Regions from separate parts of the Mus musculus genome. Here regions 1 and 3 are each linked to region 2. Evidence: chromatin loops called from intact Hi-C (ENCODE). Cell type or tissue: left cerebral cortex. All regions are shown on one strand.

The links. Hi-C counts contacts between places; a loop is a spot of excess contacts. Peaks named below come from ENCODE experiments on the same cell type or tissue, not always from the same donor. Only the 100,000 strongest peaks of a DNase experiment are listed, where the experiment ranks them.
Region 1: a loop joins it to region 2, with 5 times the contacts of the local background. A loop is called at or near these places in 4 of 42 quality-filtered maps.
Region 3: a loop joins it to region 2, with 4 times the contacts of the local background. A loop is called at or near these places in 5 of 42 quality-filtered maps.

Annotation. Positions count from the first base shown.
Region 1 is chr17:47,870,538-47,878,537 of GRCm38, reverse strand. Foxp4 (forkhead box P4) reads left to right here. Exons shown (of 17, transcript NM_001110825.1): 7 at 41-254; 8 at 506-610; 9 at 1,310-1,397; 10 at 2,615-2,698; 11 at 2,850-3,018; 12 at 3,107-3,183; 13 at 3,802-3,903; 14 at 7,187-7,308. Among named protein-coding and RNA genes, the nearest start is that of Gm25201, 34 kb to the right of the region's middle. In left cerebral cortex, a CTCF peak has its summit at 4,899; DNase peaks (open chromatin) are centred at 3,574, 3,823, 4,871, 6,021 and 6 more places; H3K4me3 peaks cover 2,400 bases; H3K27ac peaks cover 2,361 bases.
Region 2 is chr17:48,333,134-48,341,133 of GRCm38, reverse strand. No RefSeq gene overlaps it. Among named protein-coding and RNA genes, the nearest start is that of Trem2, 9.3 kb to the left of the region's middle. In left cerebral cortex, a CTCF peak has its summit at 4,067; DNase peaks (open chromatin) are centred at 4,069 and 6,762; H3K27ac peaks cover 209 bases.
Region 3 is chr17:48,404,189-48,412,188 of GRCm38, reverse strand. Nfya (nuclear transcription factor-Y alpha) reads left to right here and starts at 2,369. Exons shown (of 10, transcript NM_001110832.1): 1 at 2,369-2,563. Oard1 (O-acyl-ADP-ribose deacylase 1) reads right to left here and starts at 2,189. Exons shown (of 6, transcript NM_001289490.1): 1 at 1,817-2,189; 2 at 1,285-1,361; 3 at 781-925. The coding sequence starts at 1,323. In left cerebral cortex, no CTCF peak of the experiment used is centred here; DNase peaks (open chromatin) are centred at 3,159, 3,603, 4,088, 4,752 and 2 more places; H3K4me3 peaks cover 3,059 bases; H3K27ac peaks cover 3,422 bases.

The DNA.
Region 1 (8,000 bases), 460 kb after region 2:
CCCGTTGTGCTCCCAGCCAGCCAGCCTCTGTCTCCCGCAGCAGCCGTGTGCCCGACAGACCTGCCCCAGCTGTGGAAAGGCGAGGGTGCCCCGGGGCAGCCCGCTGAGGACAGCGGCAGGCAGGAGGGGCTGGACCTCGCCAGCACAGCTGTTACTGCTACCTCGTTTGCCAGCCCTCCCAAGGTCTCCCCGCCCCTCTCCCACCACCCCTTACCCAACGGACAACCCACTGTGCTCACATCTCGGAGAGACAGGTATGGATGGCCCTGGGGGTAGCACGTGACAAGGCTCTGCTCTGGGTAGTACTTGGAACCTCGAGGGTGGCACTGTAGTGGGGACCTAGAGGAAGGGAGGGGCAGAAGGGAGGGAGGGAACCCAGGGGTTGGCCTCTTCTCCCAGGGCGAACAGAATGCTGGACCAGTAGTAGAGACAAAAGCTGGGCCCAGGGCTTGCCGAGCAGAGGGCCTCCGCAGCTCTGACCACTACCTTTTCCCTCTCCTTCCAGCTCCTCCCATGAGGAGACCCCCAGTTCCCACCCTCTTTATGGACATGGGGAGTGCAAGTGGCCAGGCTGTGAGACCCTGTGTGAAGACCTGGGCCAGTTTATCAAGTAGGTGGCATCCAGTCCTCTCCCTGCAGGAACCCTCTGTCCAGCCTGCTCTTATCACCTGGGGTCCTAATGTCCTAGCAGAGCTGAGCCAAGCTAAGCCAAACAGTGGGGTGGCCTAGCTCTTCCTTCCTCTCTGCTTTCCCTGCCCCTCCCCTCCAGATCCCCGCTGGCAGCTTCTCCCCACAACTCTCTCCCACTCCAGAGCAGGGGTGTCAGAGGAGGAAGCCTATCTCTCCACATCCCGGAGAGTGATGGCCTAGGACGCCTAGGACGGCCAGCCGAGGACAGGCAGGGTGGGAGGCAGACAAGGCGGCTGGCAGCAGGCGGCCAGCTGCCACCACGGTGCCAAGCTCTGTCACTGACTGATTAACTCCGCTGTCTCCCGGACCCTTGCAGCATCAGGGTCAAACAAATTGTTTTCACGCTTCGTCAGAGGTTTACTTAATTAGTTCATTTGCAATTAGATCTCTCTGTAGCCCGGTTTTAGCTAAGACATCAAAAGGAGGCTGAGGAGAAAGCTTCCTCAACTGCCGCACCCCCCCCCCTTTGTTCCACCCATCTCTTCTTTGTATCTCTTCTTCTGTCTGCTTGTCTGGCTAAGGGCTGGCTGACAGACTCGGGGCTTGGAGGATGGGTTCTAGGGGTAAAGTAGAGAAACCAGAGCTCACTCTCTTTCTTCCCTGCCTCCTCCTCCCTAAGACACCTCAACACAGAACACGCTTTGGATGACCGGAGCACGGCCCAATGCCGCGTGCAGATGCAGGTGGTCCAACAGCTGGAGATCCAGGTGTGACCCGAGGGTGTGAGGGAGGGTCCCGGGAGGGTCCTATGGTCAGAGTCCATCTTGTGCTCTCTAGGGCTTATTCACCATCGTGTGAGGTGAGGACAGCTGAGGCTGAGTAGCCAAGGCTGAGGCCCTGTATGCAGGGAGCTGTTTTTATATGCTAAGTAAAAACAAGACTCATGTGAATGGCTAATGTGCAGGCCTGCTGTGCAGCGTGCTTCAGGACATCCTCAGAGTGGTCTGCCTGCCCTGCCTGCCGGATACCATCATCTCCATATAACACAGGCCTAGGGAGCCACTCAGGGAATGGAGGGACTGGGATTAGAACCCTTACTCCGGCATCACATCGAGTCCTTAAGAGAGCCACCGAATCAGCCGTCCCTGCTTAACCATCTCTGGCTGCTCACAGGGTGGAGAGAGGGCAGTTGTAAGAGATGCTTTGAGGTTTATGAATGGGGGAAGTGAATCATTTGCCGTCCCCACTCACCTCTTCAGTAGTGAGCCAGGCAGGCACTGGGGTGTTGTTCAGCCTCCCGTGGGGAGAAGGGGCGCATGGCTGGTTGGAAGAAGATTGCCATGTGTAAGGTGGTGTGAGCCCAAGACTGCTGTAGAGAAAGGGAGAGAGCGTCAGTTCCTGGTCCTGAGGAGGTGGGAGTCCAGAAGGGCAAAGAATGGCCAAGGCCTTTAGCAAGTTTTCAGAAGTGAGGCTCAGAGGGAACAGGTGCCTTGGTTGGGGGGGGGGGTGCTGGTGTGTGTGTGTGTGTGTGTGTGTGTGTGTGTGTGTGTGTGTGATGTGTGTGTGTGTGAGAGAGAGTGAAGGAGGGGTGAGGGGCAGGGTGTGTGTTTGTGAGCGTGTGTGTGTGTGTGTGTGTGTGTGTGCATGTGTTTATGTGTATGTGACGGGAGGGGGGAGGGGGTGTCTGTGTGAAAGAGAGTGGAGAAAGGCAGGGAGGTATGTGCGTGCATATGCACAAGTGTGTATGTGTGTGTGAGAGAGAGAGGTGGGGAGTGGGAGGTGTGTGTATGTGTGACAGAGTTGGGGGAGGGGTGTGTGTGAGAGAGGTGAGGAAAGGGTGGTGTGTGTGTGTGTGTGTGTGTGTGTGTGTGTGTGTGTGTGTTGAGACTTTCTGAGGGCCTCCAGGTCTCCAGTGACAGTGACAGTGACAGGTAACCTGTAGGGGAATAAGAACCCATCCCCCCCTCACTGTGCCTTTTCACAGCTGGCCAAGGAGAGTGAGCGGCTGCAGGCCATGATGGCACATCTGCACATGCGGCCTTCAGAGCCCAAGCCCTTCAGCCAGCCAGTGAGTGCCCTGCCCCCACTTCCCAGCATCCCCCGACCCCTCCTCAGCACAGCCCTGACCTTCAGGGAACAACCTCTTGGGGTGCTTTTCTCAGCACCTACCCCATTGCTCACAGCTGAACCCAGTCCCTGGCTCCTCCTCATTCTCCAAGGTGACCGTCTCCGCAGACCCGTTCCCGGATGGCCTCGTGCACCCCCCAACTTCAGCCGCTGCCCCCGTCACACCCCTGCGTCCCCCTGGCCTGGGCTCTGCCTCTTTGCACAGTGGGGGCCCTGCCCGCAGGAGAAGTAATGACAAATTCTGCTCCCCCATCTCCTCAGGTGAGGCTGCTGTAGGAGGGGTACCCCCCAACCCCAACTGATGGGGGTTCCCGATCTGGCTGCCTCACCTTCTGCCTGTCTCCCCCAGAGCTTGCCCAGAATCATGAGTTCTACAAGAACGCTGACGTCAGGCCCCCCTTCACCTACGCTTCCCTTATCCGCCAGGTAAGCATGGAAGGCCGGAAGGATGGAGAAGGCAAGTTTACTGGAGCCAGGCCTCCTGATGCCCGACCATAAGGTCCCTCACTCCTGAGCCCCTCTCCTCCGGTCTGCCTCCTGCGGGCTGTAGCATATCCTGCCTGAGCTCACTGGGTCCATTCCCATTCATCTTTATTGTCCATATGCACAGGGTGACGCTCACTTCTGCATACGTACACTAGCTCGCACTTGCTATTCATAAACACAAGCACATGCCCTTACACACGTGGCTATTCTGTGGTACTTCCTACAGACGTGCGTTCTCTCAGGGCGCACTTTGCCCAAATAAAGAAAATCCCCAACCGCCTCAACAATAGTGCTACCTCAGGCTAGGGCGCATGAAGCCCTTTCTCACCCCCAACCGTGAAGGGCTCCCATGTCTTTTTTGCACATGCGCAGTCTCTGGAGGCCCGGCTCCCAATACCCTCAGCTCTCTTAGCTCATTAGCCTAGCGGGGAATCCCAACCCGCCTCTGGGTCTCCTGTCCTCAAGGATGAGTCAGGGGCTACATAAAAGGGTGGAACACAGGGCCGTGAGGCCCCCAGATCTAGTCTGAGGGTCTCTTTGCCCTTTCCTTGCCTGCAGGCCATTCTGGAAACTCCAGATCGGCAGCTGACGCTAAATGAGATTTATAACTGGTTCACCAGGATGTTCGCCTACTTCCGAAGAAACACGGCCACCTGGAAGGTAAGACCTGCCCTATCTCCCTCATCCTGACTTTCTTCTCTAAACCGCCACAGTCTACTGAGACCAAGGCTACCTACTACTTTGTCCCCTCAACAGTTCTGCAGAAATAGCCCACCAGGTCCACCAATAGCCCTCACCCCGGTCCCCTCAGCAGCAACTCCAGTGTTCCTAACTTGCTATTTTGTACATCGGGGACTTGCGTATTGTCGCAGATGGTCTTAAAACCCTGGGTTTAATGATCGCCCTGCCTCCACCTCCCTGAGTGCCAGGATTTCAAGTGAACATCACCACACCCTGTTAGACAGTTGCTAGGTGTGGAATCCAGCCCTGTGTGTGCGCTAGGCATGCACAGTGTCTTCCTTTTAATGACCTTGGCCAGCCTCGCACTGTCTCTTTAACGGGAAGAAATTATTTCTCTTTAGTATGGTACAAAGAATTCCAACTCCCTGAGACAGGGCCTCTGGAGGGTTGACGGTCAGCTCAGTGGCAGGTCCTGGGGTAAATCCATGGCTCCAGATTTCATAACTAATCCAGTCTAGGAGGAGGTTCAAAGGTGTATACTGGCCCCAATACATGGGTAGACTGAAGTCTATAGACCACTCCCAGGGACACAAATGGATACATACAGCACCCAGCTCACCAGTGGCAGGGAGGTAATTGTCTCTATTCAATTAGTCACTTAACACTTTCAGCTATAAGCATTTTCCTTGGAGACCAGAGGAATGCAAGGACCTAGGAAAATGGGCCAGAGATGTAGGCTGGGACACTGTTCTATGGTCGATATAGGGTGTGCATGCGCACCATGTGTGTCTTGCACTATGAAGCAAGATGAGAAGGTGGTATCTAAATTAAGGCGGAGTTGGACGAGGAGGAGGAAGTGGGGGGTGGAGTATTGGCCCTTTCAGGAAGTCAAGATACATGAGAGGGCGTCTCTCTCTCACTCTCTCAGAACTCTAATTGTATCCCTGGCTCTCGGGTCCTCCTGCTGGCCTGTGAGAAAACTGCAGCCAAACAGACCTCCTGCAGTGTGACGGGTTTCTCCACAGTGGAACGGAGGAGGCCCTCCGGGCCAGGGCACCGCCAAGCACTGGGTGGGATCTGCAGCTGTCCAGCCTTTTCTACCTTAGTAATGTGCAAAGGACTACTAGAAGGGCCTATCATGGCATCTTCCCTTTCCTGTGCCAACCTCCCAAAGCTTAGACTATGCAGCAGGGGCAGCCACTCTGATTGGCTATGAGTGATGTCACTTCCTGGCAACCACAGCCCTGCCCTCTTTTTGAGCTAGCGTTGTGTTTTAGGAGCCACCTGGTCCAGCCTCCAACGTCTAGGCCAGGTCAGATGGCAGACTTTACAGATGATACAATCCCATCACCTAGAGTTGAATATAGCGTAGAGCTGGTTCAGGCAGCTTTCATAGCTTCTCAGTGGCCATGCCGAGAGCCTCACCTTGATCTGTTTCATCCCTCACACACAACCCTAATCTGGTCCTGATATAGTGTGGCTTGTTGCTACGTGGCACCCTGGGGGGTGCCACACTGCCCTGTCCGGTCAGACTGTACTGGCTTGAGATCCACACTGACTTTGAGAGTTCTTTTCAGCCAGCCAACTTCATTCATGCTACTGGGGAAAGAGTAGCCTGTGGTTTCTTCCCATCTATTTTGCACCTTCTCCGGGTCATCTTTCTCTACATCACTTGGGTTTCTTGATCCCCACCCCCACCCCTTCTGGTCCCCATCCATAGACCATGCCGGCTGCTTTAGACCTAGGGTATCCAGGCTTGGGGGTGGGCGTGTGCCAAGCCAGCTGCCATTTCTTAGGGACAGAGCTACCATCTGCCAAGTGGATGGTCCTCAGCAGCCTTCCTGTGTCCATCCCCTCCTAGGGCCTGTGTTGTGGGCCCATCCTTTTGTTTACGCAGCCCCCGCCAGACCCCTTAAATTGCCGTTAATGTTTCAGCGTAACGAATTAGTCTCTCGTCACGAATCAGGCTTCGAAACGAGGGAAAAAAAGCCCCGGCGAGGCCACCCTCGGAAATTGGGGTCATTCTCATTTGCAAAGCGGAGGATCGGAGCCCCGTAATGCGGGCAAATTTATTCCGAGGCAGGAGCCCCGGCGTGATTAGGCCCTTTGTAATTATCGCTCCGTGAGATTCCACTCCAGCCGCCCGCCTCCCTCGTGGGTTAGCAAGCGAGTCGGAAAAATACACAGGATTTAATTAGAGGCAAATTAAAATTGGTAATGAAATCGGGCCAGTTGCAAGAGGCAAGAGTTGGATGGGAGAGAGGGAGAGCAGATCTCCAGGGGCACCCGCTGCCTGCCCTGCCCGCTTTCTTCCCCGTTTAGAAATGTAAAGAAGAGCCGGGATAGGCGGGTTGGAGGAGACTGGTGGGGGACATGTAATGGGGACAGGGCTGGGGCTGCTGGTGAGAGACAGAAAAACTGAGAGCAGAGATAGGGAGGTGGGACCAAGGGACCTGGGGACAGGAGATGGGTGGATCAGTGCCCTCACCCAGGCTTCCAGAGGGAATTGGGCCCTGCAATCCCCGCCCATGTGTCCTACCAACCAGGTGACCTCAATTTCTGAAGTTCTCTTTCCAGGACGAGGTAGTGACAAGATGTCTTACTCTCTCTCTTGTCTTGTTGTCTTGCCGCTGTGCATTTGGGCCGTCTTTTCAAGTCAGCAGTAGGTTTCCAGGTGTATCTATTAGGCTCCACTGGATACCTGTGCTCCCAGAAAGCTATCTGTCTGGAGCTCACAGCCTCAGCCCCCACCCCCACCCCCAGACTCCTAGGGGTTCAGTAAAGGTAGTGAGGACCGTAAGCTAGTTGCCAAAGTTATCTGCAGTGCTCAGTGTGTGCCTGAGGTACAGTGTCTCAGCCTTTCTAAGCCACCAGGGTCCCTGTGCAATCTTAAAATCAGAAGTCAGGAGTGATTTCTGCCAGTGTGTTTGGCCAGTGAAGATGTAGAAAGGAATTATTTAATTTCATTGGCAACAACATTTTCTTGAGACCGGGCCTCTATGTAGTCCAGGCTGGCCTGAACCCCCCTGTATAGACCAGGTTGGCCTCTGCCTCCCAAGTCCTCGGATTGAAGGCATGTACCAGCACACCCTATCCGAGACAACCCTTTCTGAGATGAGACAGACATTGAGGACTTTCCCTCTCAGTGTCCCTGTGCCGGGACTGAGGTTATTGTTCCCTGGGATATGAGATGTGGGACCATGGGAAGATTTTCTACGTACGTTCACTGGAATGGAGGTGAACCCATTCACTGCATCCCCAGAATGCCGTGCGCCACAACCTCAGCCTGCACAAGTGTTTCGTCCGTGTGGAGAACGTCAAGGGGGCCGTGTGGACTGTGGATGAGCGGGAATATCAGAAACGGAGACCGCCAAAGATGACAGGGTATGTGGGCCCTAGCTGAGTAAGCTGTCCCAGCCCGGCCTGAGCCAGCCCAGCTTCTGCTTCTCAGGGACACCCCGGATGCCCTCCTGAGAAAGGAATGTGGGTGTCAAGGATGAAGGAGACCAGTGTGCATGGCCGGCTACCTGGACATAACTGGCAACCCCAAGATGGGCACTGCCATCCTCCATTCTCACTTCTGACTAAGAGAAGGAATCTCAGGGAGCAGGGTACCAGAGAGGTGAAGCCCACAGTAATCATGGCTAGAGCTGGCATGTGAGCTGAGGTGACAGCTGCCATCCTAAACTCTTCCTGCTATAGGATAAGAATCCTGGACCCACCGTCTTTATTTCACAGTGGAATTGTTGAGTGGAGAGGGCCAGGGTCTGACGGGAAGCCAGCAGGAAAGCAGGTTGGGTCCAGGACCAGGCCTCACATCCAGTTTATGCTCTGTTTCAGCACACAGTAGGTCAGAACCTTTCCCTATCTCACCAGCACCTATTTTCTTGCCTACATACATTGGCGCCGGGCTCCTGGCTCAGGGGAGACCTGAAGTAGGCTAAGATACCTATAGTACCCACTGTTCCTTCACCCGAGCAACGGGCTTGCTGTGCAACCGCAGAGTAACAGGGGTAGGGTGAGATTGTGAAACGCCCCACCATGTGCCCACATTCCAGCCTCCGTCCTTGGTAGTG
Region 2 (8,000 bases):
ACCCAAGTTCATTCCTTGGGGCCCACCCAAGGGAGCAAGGAGACACAGAGTTGCCCTCTGACATCACATGTATGCCCACACATCACACACATACACATCAATGTGTGTATTAATAGTTAAGTAATTTTAATAATAAGTAATTTTTAAGTGACAAAAAAAAGGTGAAGAGCAGTCTGTGCTGCACACCTGTGATCCCACCATTGGGGACACATGGTGCACTGCACACCTCTGACCCCACCACTGCACACCCGTGATCTCACCACTGGGGAGGATGAGGCACAGAGCAGCCATCTCAAAATAAAAAGCAGGAGTGCTTCATTCTCTCATTTATAAACTGTTTTGTTGTTGATTGGTTGTGTTTGGTTTTTACACAAGTGTACTGTTTTATTGGCAACTCTGGTTACCAGTAATGTTTTAGGTATAAAGAAACGAGGTAAATAGATTTGATGCATTTAAGATTCGATGTACTTAAATAGACTTGATACATTAAATAGATTGATACATTTGATACATTTACATTTGAAACAGCTTAACTTTAAGATGCATAAATTTGCTGACAGCAAACTCAAACAGATCTGCCTGCCTGTCTCTCAAGTGCTGGGATCAAAGGCACCACCTCTCCAGGCACTGTAGTTGTTGTTTTTGTTGCCATGGGAATCACTCAGTCTTTGACCCCTGGCTAGTTACTGAGTCCTTCCAGTTGATTTAAGCCCACCATCTTCCTAGCCACATGGCATGACAAGATGTCTCAGGCCTGGCTTCTTCACTTCTTATTTAGACTTGGCTCAGTCCATTTCAGGCAACGCTGTTGCTATTTTTAGTGAAAATGAGTATTTTAATGCCAGGCCTGTGTCTTTGTTTCTTCTCCCATGGCTGTGATAAAATACTCAGACGAAAGTGGCTTTAAAATGAGATGATGCATTTGGCTTGCCATCCCAGCTTACAGTGCATCATGGTGGGAAGCCATGACATCCGAGGCTTGAGCATTACATCATCACAACCATAGTCAAGGAGCAGAGAAAGACAATCCATGTTTTCTGGTGCTCAACTCCCTTTGCCTGTTTTCGGGATGGTCCTGTAAATGTAATTAGGATATTCTCCGTCAGCCAGGTTCCAAGGCTCATCTCTCAGGCAATCCTAGAGTCGGTCAAGTTGACAGTTAGCATTATCATTTGTCATTGCAGAGGCCTGTGATCCCAACAGTTGTAAAGTCAAGGCAAGAAGATTGCTTTGAAGGACAGCCTGGGATATGTAGGGAGAACCTGACCCAAAAATTTTTTTAAAATGTATTTCAAGAACACTGCAGTGTATGTGATCATCTGTAAAAGTATATTTTATTCTTCTGGTGTGATTGTCTTCTTGGAGGCTTACTACCTCTGTCTGCTAACCTAGGCCTAGTCCTGGAAGCTTCAAATCTCTATACAATCTTATCTAGGCCTAGAAGGTTTTCAGCCTCTGAGACTTACTGCTAAATAAGTGCATCCTTTCTAGCTCTTTCTGAACTCTGGCTGGCTGCTCAACTCAGCTAGCCGTTCTGGTTCAAACTCCACTCCAAGTTGACTGATTCACTCTGACTTCTCTCTTGGCCTCTGGCTTTTTGCTCTGCTTGGCCTTGAACTAACTCTAGCAATATGTCCTAACCTTCTGGCTCCTTCTCATTCTCTGTCTCGTTCTGTCTTCATCTGTGTCAAGCTTGTTCTCTCTGCAACCTGTCTTTATAAAACTCTCCCAATAAAACTGCCTTTGCTCTCTCTCTACATTGCCCCTCAAGTAGCTTCCCGTTCCTCTCTCTTCTTGGGAGAATTGGGCAGATTCTATTCTGTTGAATCTTTCTCTGACTTTTCACTTTCTCTGCCACTCAATTAGACATCACTTGCAACATGGGTGCTTCCAACTACAAACTAATTTTACCTTTACTGTTTGGGATTAAAAGTGTATACTAAAGACATGTCTGTATTCTAGCCAGAGGGATTAAAGGTGTGATTAAAGGCTGAGCCATGCTACAATTAAAAACAGGTTTGTTTGTTTGTTTGTTTTCAGTTAACACAATCTCAGAGTTCTCAGTGTGATCAAATATCCTGCAACAATCATTAATTTAGTACAGCCAAGGATCACCTGAGAAGACAGTCTCAGTCAGGGGTTGTCTAGATCAGGTCGGTTGTGGGCATGCCAGTAGAAGAGTGTATGAGTTATGATCTTCACTGTGTTAACTGATGTAGGAAGACCCAGCCCACCATGGGTGGCACCATTCCCTAGGTAGGGGATCCTGGACTAGATGAGTGAAGAGAGGTGGCTGAACACAAGAAGCATGCATTTATTTATTCTCTCTGTGCCTTTGACCCTGAATGTGACTAGCTGCTTCAGGTTCCTACCTTCGCTTCTCTGTGACAGCAGACTGTAACCTGGAATTGTAGGCTGAATAAATGGTTTGTTGTTGTTGTTGTTGTTGTTTTCCCTCCTAAAGCTGCTTTTGTTAGTACCTTTTATCACAGCGACAGAAATGAAACTATGATGACCACAATCTGGATACTATGGGGCCTCGTTGCTACTGGGCTAGTCACTAATTCTGGGCTTTTTTTAGTGGGTAGAGGCAAGAACTCTTCAATCCTTTATTTTTTCAAGATGGCACCTTATATAGACCAGGCTAACCTTAAACTTGAATTATATCTTAGGATAACTGTGATCTCCTGATCCTTCTGCCTTCCACATCCCTACTACTGGGATTACAGGATTACATTGACTAATTGTTTGTTAGACACTTTCAATAGAAAACTAAGATGAGGACCCTTGAGATGATTCAGCAGGGGTGAAGGCTCTTGATGCCCAAGCCTGAGAACTTGAGTTTAATCCTTAGAACCCCCATAAAGGTAGATAGAAAGAACCAATGCCACAAAGCTGTCACCTGATCTCTCTCTATGTCCAGATTATGTCAACTGTGACCCCCCCATAATAATAAAGTAATTCATAGAAAAAAATTCTATGGAGTTCTATGGAAATTCAGATGGAGTTACCACCTTCATCATGTGTCTTTGTCTTTCTCCCACCCAGAGAACCTTACCTCCAAACAGTAGTGTTAGAGGCTCAAATAACAACTCATTTGCTTTGTGTCACATAGGTGGTACAAAAGTCACAGGATAGTGGCAGCAATGCCCCTGCCAACACTGTGCTCTCTGACGCTGTTATCACTTTAAGCGCTGCTTTATTCTTAGGGCATATTACACCCGAGGAAGCAGACAAACGACTATGCAAAGTTGGTACTCAGTTCATGTGTTTCTTTGCCTCCTGCCCGCCTTCTTCCTCATTCTCCCTTCCCGTCCTCCCTTTCCTCTGCTTTTTACTCTTGCCCTGCATATTCTCCCCCTCTCTCCCTTCTCTCTCTCCCCCTCCTCTCCCTCCCCTGCTTCTTAATCTTTCTCCTGCATATTCTCCCCCTCTCTGCCTCTCTTTTGTGAGTGTTTTTGTGACGCTATGATGTAATAAAAATTCGTATTTGGTCTCTAGATCAGGTTCTTGAGACAGAATCCCTAATGTCCTTGTAGATGTGAGTACTTTGTTCCATTTGGGGTTTTTCACTCTGGATTCCTGACTTTGATCTCCTGAGATAGCTGTAGTTGTCTGAATGGGGAACAGCTGACAGGAACACCTACATTTCCTAAGTGGTAGGAGCCCCTTGGTGGGCTCTGAGCTAGCGTCAAGATGGGGGCTAGTTGCCGGGGGAGAACCAGGCTAAGAGGGCTGAGAATTTCAGGTCTACTTTCAAATTTCAGGGAAGGATAGGGGCTGAAGATAAGTAGTCAACCATGGCCAATGATGTCATTGTGTCCTGGTGATGGTGAAGCTTCTGTGATGAGACAGAGTTCAGAGAGCTTCTCAATGGATGAACATGTAGGGGTCCTTGGAGGTGGCAGAGCTGGAAGACAAGGATGCTCTGCCGCCTAAAGGCTCTTTCTGTCCTGATGGAGGCATTAATGCCTTCACAGAAAAGGGTTATTAGAGAATCTCTGCTTTACTGAACATAAAGACCAGAACCAGGTTTCACGGCCAGCCTCAGTAGACTCTCCGCACGGTGGCGCTGTTTCCCTACGTTGTCCTGTCTATGCTGGGTCACAGCCCTCTTAGTGGCAAGAGATAAAGCCAGAGCCAAGGCCAGACTGACCTCTGTTAACCCCCAAATGTTCCTAAAGCTATTTTTAAAGTTATGGAACATCTACCCTAAAATTATCATTTGCTTCTGAATTTGAAAAGCAAGCAAGAATCATTCTTAAATTGGTTGCTGGAAATTGAGACTCAATTAAAGATTCAATTTAAGTCTTTTTAAGGGGAGATTTTAAAGCAGCAACTAAGAAAAATTAAAATTTGAAGACCCGTGTGTAGAAATTATAACTCAAGTTATGAGAACACTTACGAAGAAGCCAACACCCCCAGCACACATGAGTGCTGTCAATACTTAGGATAAAACCTCTCTTTGGGTTTCTTTTGTGTTTGTTTAACACAGTCTTTCCGTGTAGCCCAGGCTGTCCTAGAACTCACAGAGACCCTCTTGCTTCTGCCTCCAGAGTGCTGGGATTACAGGCGTGGTCCCCCACACTCAGCTTGTTTAATGTCCTAAAAAAAGAAGAAGAAGAAGAAGAAAAAAGGCTAGCCTACATCTTTTTTTTTTTTTTTTTTTTTTTTTTTTTTTGGTTTTTCGAGACAGGGTTTCTCTGTGTAGCCTTGACTGTCCTGGAACTCACTCTGTAGACCAAGCTGGCCTCGAACTCAGAAATCCGCCTGCCTCTGCCTCCCAAGTGCTGGGATTAAAGGCGTGTGTCACTACCGCCCGGGTAGCCTACATCTTTTAAATTCTTGTGCAACCAGAGCTGGCTATATACTGTGTTTTACAAGAAATGAAGTTTACTGGCTGCAGACCTGGCCCACAGACCTCTGATTCAATCCCCCATGTCCTCTCCCTTTCTTCACCTGGATGGAGACGGTCCCCCCAGATGCTCTAGTTTCTCAAGGTGACAGACACCCTTGTGGGAAAGAACGTGGGTGCCTGGATGTCTGTGTGGAGCAGAGCCTCCTTGGTAACTGACACTGGAGCTGGGATGAGAAGCAAGCTCGTGTCCGGGTGGTGTGTTACCACAGCTAGCTCACCTACAGCTCAACAACAATGTGACTCCCATGTCTGTGGGAGCTTCTGCCTCTTTCAAATTCTCTCCTCTCATTAACTCAACCAAAGGACCAGAACTTCTCAGGCTACTTGCTTAGGGTCACCAAACCACCCTCACACTGATCTCTCTTTGGGGGCAGAATCTTTCCCAGCTCCTTCAAGATTTAGTGTCTTTCCAAGACTGGCCACCAGACTTCTCATCAGAGGTTACATCCCTGTGCTGGTTAGCGGTTTGTTAACTTGACAGAAGCTCTAAGACCATCTGGGAAGAGGAAAATTAATTGGGATAATGTTACCATAGGATTGGCCTGTCGGCAACACAGTGGGGCATTTTCCCGATTCATGATTGATATGGGGAGGCCACAGCTCATTGAGGGTGGTACCTGGGTAGGTGGTCTCCTTCTATCCGTTGGGGAGCAGAGTGGGTGGTAACCAGGATTCCTCCATAGTTTCTGTTTCAGTTCCTGCCTTCAGGTTCCTTCCCTGACTTCCATCGTTAATGGCTCTTGATGAGGACGTGAAAGCCAAATAAATCCCTTCTTCCCCAAAGGACTCTTGGTCATGGTGTTTATCACTGTAATGGACCGCTAACCAGAACACCACTGCTGTGTTTCTCAAGTCCTTCTCCTCAGCATCCATGTCCCAAAGAAACGGACATCACTCCTCTGCCTCTTGCTTCATAACAGCCCCGAGCCTCTGCACCTCCCTGTGGCTTCACCTCTGTCCTCCATTGGGTGGTGACAGATCAGGTCTTCTCCTCAGAGCCCCCTCCCACTCCAAGTATAACCCCCACATGGACTCTTGCACCAACTATTGCAGTAACTGTGTTTAAAAACGAATGTGAGTTGTTAATCCCACCAAACAAGATTACCCAGAGTCTTTGGTCAAATTCAGCAAGCTTGATTTTCTGTCAGGGCCATCTCCCTAAAGTGGGGTTTGTGGAAATAGTATTGAACATATGAAAAAGTAGGGCTTCTATAGCCCCCCAAAACCTGCAAGACTAGAAGAGGTCTAAGGGTTGGGAAGATTTCCAGAGGAATTTTAGTAGAAACTTGGCTGAACATCTAAAAATTATTTGGTAGAACATCTTATCAGGATGGAGGTCAGGGTACAGGGTGCGGAACATGTCAAATTCCAGAAGATGGGTTAAGACCTGGTTAAATCCAGGTTTTACAGAAAATAGGAGTGACTTTATAATAAGATGGCTTTTAATCTTAAAGTGGAGTCAGAATGGCCCATCATCCTCTTGGGTCTTATGTGTCCCTTTCAAATTCTTAATAGGGAACGGCCATTTATGTCTGTTGTATGGCTAATAATGCCAGCAGACAGCAAGTGTCTTAGCTTTTGTTGAAAATGGTTATTAATTAGCTCTATTCTTAACATGACACAGCCAGACCCCCAATAATTGAGAGTGAGTACTATCAATGTATTTAATCAGCTTAACACAATGACTAGGTGCTTATCCCTAATCTATTTTTATACACTTGACTGGTTAATTCCCAGCTGCGCTCCCCAAGTTACTTGCTGTTTGAGTCTCCCTGGGCTGCCTTCCTGCTCCATCAGCTGGTCCTCAGGATGCTCTTCTCATGGCTCATCTCCATTTACAGCAGCCTCCTCCTCTCTTCCTTTTTCTCCTCCCTCTTCTCTCTCATGGTCCTTGCCTGCAGCCTCCAGCCTGTTAAGGAAATCACCACCTACCTTCATTCTCCCTAGTAATCGGCTGTGGCCATTTTTATTTAACCACTCAGAGAAGATTGGCGAGCAAAGTTTATACAACATTATTTGGTGTACGAGAGAATTTGCTCATTGAGATGGCACCCAGATCTTGGGGACTGGTGTTTAGCATTTGAGTATGTTAGCAGCACCAGGCCAACTCTCTATACTAGCATTTTCTATTTGGCAAGAGACAAAATTTGTATCATAGCTAGGGTCTCTAATTTGGTCTGATTGGTTAGTGTGGGAAGCCACATGTGTCGTTGCAGGGTGGCGCAGGCTACTGCTGGACACCACGCATAAGTTTGGGCAAACAACCAATGTGTACATATGCAGTAAAGTTTTTTGCCAAGACACTGCCTGACCCAGGCATGATAATGAGGTTTTGAGAGTATAACCAATCAGATGTGAGACACGCAAATGAGGTATGTTAATGATGTTCGGTGAGGTACTGAGAGAGAATAACCAATCAGATGAGGAACATGCAAATGAGGCTTAGTGCATAACCAATCTGGATGTGAGACACGCCTCTCCTATGCCTATATAAGCAGCACCAGTTCTGGGCTCGGGGTCTCTTTGCCTCTGCAATCAAGCTCTCCCAATAAACGTGTGCAGCAGGATCCTGTTGCAGCGTAGTTCTTGCTGGTGAGTCGGAAGCGCGCAAGAGGTTAGCATAGAAAGAATACATTTTTCTTAAAGTCCTCTTCTTTGCTCTTTGTATAGAGTAGGCCAAGTACCTTAACATATTGTAGAACTATTTTAGCTAATGAATCTAGCTGTTGATAGACCTTGCTCTATTTGGTTTCAACAGGTACCTTTTTTTTTTTTTTTTTTTTTTTTTTTTAACAATGAGAGAGCCCGGTATGCCAATACATATAGTCATTTTGTTCCCCTTGCGAAGAAGTTGCCTTTAGATCTGACATTCTAGCCTCCGTTGAGGATAAGGGGCAATGCATTCTCTTAACTACTTCCTGCTGAAGTTAGAACGCCATCATCAGGGCCCAGGAAGGCTGACTCATTAGGCAAAGCCCAGAAAGGGGGTAGGGCAAAGAGGTTTTCATCCGAAGCATCAGGCTCACTGTCCCAGCCAAAGACAACAGGGAACAATCACATCAGATGGAATGGCTCACATTCC
Region 3 (8,000 bases), 71 kb before region 2:
AGACTGAGCCAGGAGGACGGCTTAGAGGTCAAGACAAGCTAAAGTTAACAAAGCAAGAGCCAGGCCAGCCTAGGCTACACAACGAGACTCTGCTTCAAAGAAAGAACGGAATAATATTTCGTACAGGATCTTGACCTCCAGAGCATATGGAATTTGATAAGCCCTTCAGTTAACCAAAGTGTGGGAAAGGTGAAATATTTTGGAAGAAAAGCTTTGAGGGTTTGGGGAGATGAGTTAAATCAGTGAAGTGCATGCTGGACAAACATGACAACCTGTGTGATCCCCAGCACCCACAGGAAACCTACGTGTCAGGTACACACTGGACAGCCCAAACTGGAAAAGCACATAGGAGGATGCCTGGGGCTAACAAGCTCTACGTTATTAAGACGTGTCCTCGCTAAAAAAAAAAAAGAAAAGAAAAAAAAAAAAAAGAAAAGAAAAAGAAAAGAGAAAGGTGGAGAGCCAACAAAGACAGATGTTGCCAACATCTGGACTCCTTACATGTATGTATCTGCACACTGCAAATTCATACACAAAAAGGGCGAAGAGACTGGAAACTTTGACAACAGCTCTGATTTAGTGTGGTAAAGATCTACAGCAGAGGCCAATCTTGAGGAAGTTTAAAAAAACTACAGCAGCAGCAATAACAACAACAAAACCCTTAACAGTTAAAAGCAGTCACTAGAAATCTCTTTGACTGTACATGTACACAGAGTATAGCGGAAGACCAAATCAGGCTTCAGCCAGCATGAACCAGGCTACGATGCTCTGGAAACTCACGTTGACTTAACAGTTCCTGCACCCCTCCGAATCTCTTCTTGAAGAGAACAGCTATTCCAGCACCCATTCGACAATCCTCACTGATACAATGGGCTAGAGAGTCTGTTTTGGGACATGCGAAAAGATCTCCTTTCACGTAAGTGATCTAAAACGTGCAAAGGAAAAAAAAAAAGGTTAAAAACAGAAAACTATTTCTCCTTTCAGATCTTCAACAGAGCCCCACCCCCACTGCTTCAACCCTGCTTCTCTGACACTCTGAATTAAAGACAACTCTTCCCAACTTAGGAGTTAACCACGATATTTTAAAGTATCTGTAAAAGGAAAGTGATGGATGGTTATTATCTGCCTAGGGTTGTATTAGCCTTTTCTAAGTAAATCAGCTAGAGAGAAACAAACAGGGAGGGGCGAGAATCCAATTATTGGTTTAATTAAAAAGTGTTTATGCTTTTGACCTCAATTATTCTGATTTTCACTTCACCGATAAATTTAATAGCTGTTACGCACTCGACTTCCTTCTGGATCTTCATTAAGGCGGGTGGCCATGCTACTGAGTCGCTATTTCCAGAATTTAAGAGTTCCTTCTGCTAATGAAAAGGAAAAGCAAGTAAAAAAATACCGCTCAGGCAGCCCGAACATAGCGTGTTCAGATCACCCTGACAACCCATTTAGTCTTCCCCACCTCCTTAAGGTATTCTTTCTGGATGTGAGCTCACTCAGCCTCTAAGAGGCAACACAAAACAGCTTTCCAGGAGCCGAAGCAAAGGCGGTCCTAAGACACACCTCCTTACTTCTAGCAGGGAAGGTTTAGGACAGTCCAGAATTTTCCCAGAGAATATAGCTTAGAACGGGAAAGACCTGGCCACAGTTACACTGAGCGGCAGGGTGAGCCGAGAACTGCTTCTCAGGGGAAGATCACCACCAGTCTTGGAGGTACAGGAAGGAAGGTCTGATAAGACTTCCCCGTCTCTCCTCCTACCCTAAGGAGGGCAACCCTGGGATCCCGCAGAAAAGTGGGTACTGGGGGGTCATCCTTCACCTGCAAAGGAATCGGCCGTCAGCAGGCCCTCCTCCAAGCAGGGAAGGGTTCGGGATGAAACCCTCGTAGGTAGGAAAGCAACAGAAGAGTCCCGACACGCAACAAATCCCGCCAAAGCCTTTTGATTGTACGCACACTCAAGATGGCCGCCCCCATCCCTTAACGGGGCGGAAGTGAGCCTCTCTAGCTGGGTAGCGGCGCCCGCTCTCGGTAGTAAGGGCTTCAGAATTTCCGGCGGGAAATTCCGTAGGCTCCCGCTACCGCTCAGGCATGCGTACCGAGATGCCGACCCCGACTGGAGAAGAAGAGCGCTTGCGCATTCGGCCCCAGAGGGTGGGTCCCAGTGGACGCTTAGAAATAGGTGGGCAGGGGGGCGTGTCAGCGCCTGCGTGGTATATAATTCAGGGAGGTGTTTAAGCAGCAGCGTACGGAGCGTGTGAAAGGCGCCTGCGTAGGCCTTTGGCGGGAGGCGGTGTCAAATCCAGGAAGTGGGTGTGGCCTCTGGAACGCCTGCGCGGTGCTCTTCCTAGGGGGCGGGGCCAGGCTGGCCGGGGTTATGGGGCGTGGTCTCGAAGGCGCTTGCGCGAAGGCGGTTGGAGGGAGGCCCGATTCCCCTTTGTTCAGATTCGCCATTTTGCGAGGCAGCGGCAGTGGCGGCGGCAGCGGCGGCTGGAGCCTCTGATTGGGTTTCGGGGTCCGGTACTGGAGCCAATCAGCGCGGGCAGCGAACCGGGGGAGCGAGGCACGGTGAGTATGAGGAGCCAATATCCAGCGGCCCAGAGCCGGCCCCAGCGCCCCGATTGGCGGGTCTCGCTGACCACTCAGGAGAGGCCCAGGCGTCCGTCGAGCCCGGGAGTCGAGCCGAGGCTGCCCGAGCTGGGTAGCCAGTAGCCCCGGCTCGGAGTTGGTGGAGGCCTGCAGGGGCCGTCCAGCGTTGGGACGGCGTCCTGGAGCCAGGCTTTTCGGGATCTGGATCGTCTCCGGGGGCCGGTGGCGGATGCGCCACCGGTCCCCGATCCTCGGTCCCGAGAGGTCAGGTGGCTGACCGCCCAGCCACGGACCGTGGCGGTTTCCCCACGTCGTTCCAGCCTCATCCTACGGCCTGTCCTTGTGTGTCCCCACATTCCGGGCCCCGACGAGGCCCGTGTGTCCTGAGCTCTGCACAGTTGGGGCTACAGATCCGGAGCGAGGCCAGACTGAGACGCGCGGCGCGGCCTCCCAAGACCCACCCCGGGGCCGTTGGCGCGCCTGCCGCGCCCCTCCTCTCGGCCCGCCACCGGGGCTCCCGGGCCGGCGCCGTTACCACCCCTTTCTGGCTCGTCATTTCCTCCCCGCTCAGCCCGCGGTGCCGGCACACCTCCGTGCTGGAGCCCAACCAAGCACTCTTCCTCTTTTTGCTCAGTGTCTCGGTGTTTGAAACGCCGCTGTTGCAGAACTGATAACCCTTGTGCATCCTTAATGATTGGGGGCACACATCTCGCAGTTCCTATTATCCCTGTCTCCTCCCTTGATCTTTTCTCCCTTGGATGCTCTCTGGTTTTGTTTTCCTTTAATCTCTCCACTCAATAGCTCGGCCCACTCGTGTCTCTTTTTTCTAATACACCTTGAAATCCCGCGCGAACGTTTTCTCAACTGATGTTTTAAAACTTACACGTGCTTAGATTTTCTTTCCCCCTTCGGGGGACAGGAAGTCTTCCAAGGACTGCTAGCTATTAGTCTTTGGCGGACGTCACCCAAGTGCTGCAAGCGAGTAGGGCTAGGAGCTATGTCTGCTCGGTGGAGATTGACTGGTGTTAGTGTTTCATAGGGATCTGATCCAGTACCCAGAAGTGCACTTTACATGAGGAAGCCTATTTTCAGCGCCACGCTTTTGATTGGTGATGGAGGGTGATGTCCTCAGAGAGGAAAGACTGAAAAGAGTAACTGGAACAGATAGTGCGGTTGGACGCAGAAAGGCCGGGAGTACTGAGTTTAGGCGGGAAAGTCCAGTTGGTAAAAACCTTTGCAGGTCTTACAAAGGAATTTTTTGAAAACGGTTTTGACTGGAGGTTAAAAGTTAATCTAGAGTGGATTTCTCCCCTAACCTTGGGGGTGAAGGTTGCTGACCTGAGGATTCTACCCCATAGTCTTGTATTTGGACTGGGTGTTCTAACTTTGATTGGTATTTAAAAAAAAAAAATGGATGCATATGTCCACCTCAAAACTGCCAAATGTTTTTGTGGACAAAAGGCAGTTCTCCTCAGTCACTGTGACTCAGACCTGTGGAGCCTCCACTGGTTCCTCTGCATCTGCACTTTAAGAAAAAGTAGTGCAGACTCTCGATTTCTCTAATCTAATCACAGCCCAGGCATCTCCCTTTGTTTGAAATACTTCACCCTATACTACCTTCATCTGGGTGAGATCTCAGACTTAAACCTAACTCACATGACACCCTTTCCCAGTGCTTTCCTTGGTTTGTCCCCAGTGGAAAAGCCTCTGTCCCCCAAACTCCATTTACTGTATTTCCCTTTAGGAGTCTAATACACATTTTTGTTCCTTTTTAGACTTAAAAGCCTCTTTGAAGTTAACTTGTTTTGTTATTTAGTTCATGCTATCTCCTTAGTGGAGACAAGGAGCACACTGGAGCCTTCAAAGGCCCTAGCTGGGTGTGTGTGTGTGATGCCAGGTCAGATGGACTGCGGTGATCAGATGCTTATTGTAGGAGCATTTCTGGGCATTTCAGCTTTTGAAGATTCTAAGTGCTGGCCAGCTACTTCTGTGCCATGTAAATGGGCAGGAAATGCTATGGAAGAGAATGTCTCAGAGGCCAGAATAAACCCATTCTCATTCCTATTCATTCATATTCTCACTTTCAAAAACACATTCACAAGTCTGTAGAAGAGCTAGACAGACTAAATCCAGCTGGCTCAATTCTGTCATAAACTTGGGCACAGAAAGCGTAAGGAAAGGAAGTGTGTCAGGTTGTGTCACAGTTCTGCTGGCTGAGTTGATGGAGGAAGGAGCATATGGCCGCACTGGAGCCAAGAAGTCGGCACCATGGGCAACCTGAGGGTTGTGCTCCAAGCGCCACCACTCCCTTATCAATGCAGAATGGCTGCTGGGTTTGAAGCTGCCTCCAAAGCCCAGTAGGTTTCAATGGCCTAAGAGTGGAGCATTTGTATCAGCAAGATAACTGAGTCAACTCCAAATGTTCCTTACAGCTATTCCAGCCCTCTTGCCCACTTCAGGCTCCATTCTGCATTTAATCTGAGACGATGCAGACTTAGGACATTTAGCCAAGAAGAAAGTTTTATAGGAAAGCGTCTTGGGGCTAGTGGAAGCGGTAAAATACAGAGGTTGTTAATATCTTAAAAAAAAAAACTTTAAAATCTAATCCTTGTATATCTGTATTTTGGTGAGTTTTTAAAGCTCTCCACACCTGTACAGTCCCACTTGAAAAAAAGGGTGAGAACTTTGGTCATCCCCAAAATGGTCGTAGAGCTAGCTCATCTATTCAGTCTCTCCCACCTCCTTCCCTCAGGCTCAAGGAACTCCAGTTTGCTTTCTGTCTAGGCTTCTGATGTCAGAGTTTCTTATCATGGGGCCATGCTTGCTTATATTGTAGCCCTACTTTATTAGTCTGGAGACAGGTACATTGTTAGACAACAAGGTAAAATTCAGAAACATTGGATGGACTGTAGTAGTACAGGCTTTTAATCCCAGCAATCAGAAGGCAGAGTCAGGTGGATCTCTGAGTTTGAGGTCAGCCTGGACCACCTGTTAGCACCCTCAAGCCCCCTCACCCCCAGTAAGGAAAACATTGGTGCCCTAGTGGAGCCACTTAGTTTGGCTGATTTACCATATTGGACCTGAGGTCTCAAGAACCAGCTCAGGCAACTGGCTCCAACAGGCTGGTGTAAAATCTGCAAACTTAGCCAGCTTTTCAGCTGATGGGATTAATAGTCAGAATATAGAAAGAGCTCAGAAATTACAAACAAAATAACCTAAGCTATAAATACTCAAATTGATTAGACAGTTCTCAAAATAATACACATGGCCTATAGTTGTATTTAAAAATAACATACTGAGCCATCAGGAAAATGCAGATGAAAACTATACTGTAATTTCCTTCTCACACCAGTCAGAATAGTTGTCATCAAGAAAATAAAGAGTGCCGGTGAGTGAGGATAGGAATAGCTCTTAAATACCATCGGTTGGGATATAAGTCAGCTCTGCCACCGTGGAGTGTATGCACATTGGTGTATTAGGGTTCTCTAGGAACAGGACAGAGACTGACGTGTGTGTGTGTGTTCAGCTGGTCTTCAGTATATGACAGAATCTAGAAGTACTAGGCTGTACAGCCAGTGAAGGAATGAACTTGCCAGCAAGGGCAAGTAGGCGAAGGGCAAACACTTTCTTCTTCCAGTTCCTTTATATGGACTGTCACCAGGTGTAGCCAGATTACAGGTAGACCTACCCACATCAAATGATTGAACTTAGAACAATTCCTCACAGGTGTGCCCAGCTGCTTGGGTTTTCGCTAATACCAAATGTATCAAGTTGACACCAAGAAAAGCCATCACACTGTAGACATACCCCCCCAGCCCCCCCCCCCCACTATATGATCCCGCTATACTGTCTTGGGAGTACACTTGAAGAAGCTAGAGTCAACATGTACTAAAGACACTGCACTTCATTGCTGTGCCTTCATCACCAAGTTAGGGAATCTGTAGGCGCCAATCAGTGAGTAAACTGGTAAAGAAAATGTATGTATACTCAGTGTAGTATGCATTATGGTGTTTGTAGGGAAATGGATGATACTGAAGCTATATAGTAAGGTAACAAAGGTATATTCAGAAAGCCAAATACCAAATATGCATAATCTAAAGACAAGAAGGGATCATTTGTAAAATGGGGTCAGTAGTTCAGACAGGTTATGTATATTGTTAAAACATACAGATAAAAACCATTATTATACAATGAACACATGCCAGTAAAGTAGCAATCAAGTTCGAATACATTGCTAATGAGGTAGTGATTAAATTTAGTTATGTTGCCATTCATATTGTCTTCCCTTTGCAAGTCTTTGTAAGTTCAAGTCAGAGCCAGAAATCTGTGTGTTGAGTAGTCAGTCCATTGGAACCCACAATAAAGGCATAGTGATCTATTTTGGTTACAGGTAATGAATGAGCCTGATTATTTTTATTGAATATTTCCCCCTACATTGTAATGTAGCAATTTCCAGACAGTGAAGTTGAAAAAAATGTTATGATGGATACCCATGTACCTATTACTTAAGACTCTATAATTACCATCTGCCAAATTAAATGCTGGCTTATCTCTCCACAAACTCATTTTATTTTTTATCACTATAAGAGTAAGTTACTACTGGGGGGCAGGGAGAGACACTTAAGACACCTAGAAAAGAACACTCCCATCCAAGTACTGAGGACTGACCAATCAATTCCCACCTTGCTTGGCTTGTGAGATAAGACAAGATGGGGCTTTTCCAGGGTGGTGTGGCAGAAAAGGATATGAACTTTCTGAGTAGGGCCGCATTCTTAAGCATTAACAGAGGGGGGCTGGTGAGATGGCTCAGCAGGTAGGGGCACTGACTGCTCTTCCAAAGGTCCTGAGTTCAAATCCCAGCAACCACATGGTGGCTCACAACCACCCATAATGAGATCTGACACCCTCTTCTGGTGTGTCTGAAGTCAGCTACAGTGGATTTATGTATAATAATAAATCTTTTAAAAAAAAGAATTAACAGAGGGGTTTTGTGAAGTTAGGATTTAGCAAAGTAAGTAGCTACAGAATCAAAGTTTTTGCCTGCATACCATTAGTGTGTTTGTCTGTTGAAGGAAACCACTCATCCTCTGGGTAACTGCCCTCCTTTGAGACAAGGTCTCTCGTTGTTTGAGGGCTCACCAATTAGGCTGAACTGGAGACCCAGAAGTTGTGCCGTCTCTGCCTCCCCAGCTCTGGCTTTATAAACAGGCCAGCACACCCAGTGTTATGGGCATTCTAGGGTCAAGCTCAGGTCCTCTCCTGAGGCAGGTACTTTACCAACTGAGCCATCTTGCCAGAACTGCAGATACTAGAGGACTAGAACTGCCAGGCATGAGATGGGCTCTGCAGTTCTCAGAAGGACACAAAGGGCCAGCATTTTTAAAAGTGACTGACATACTTATCCACCAGAGCCATG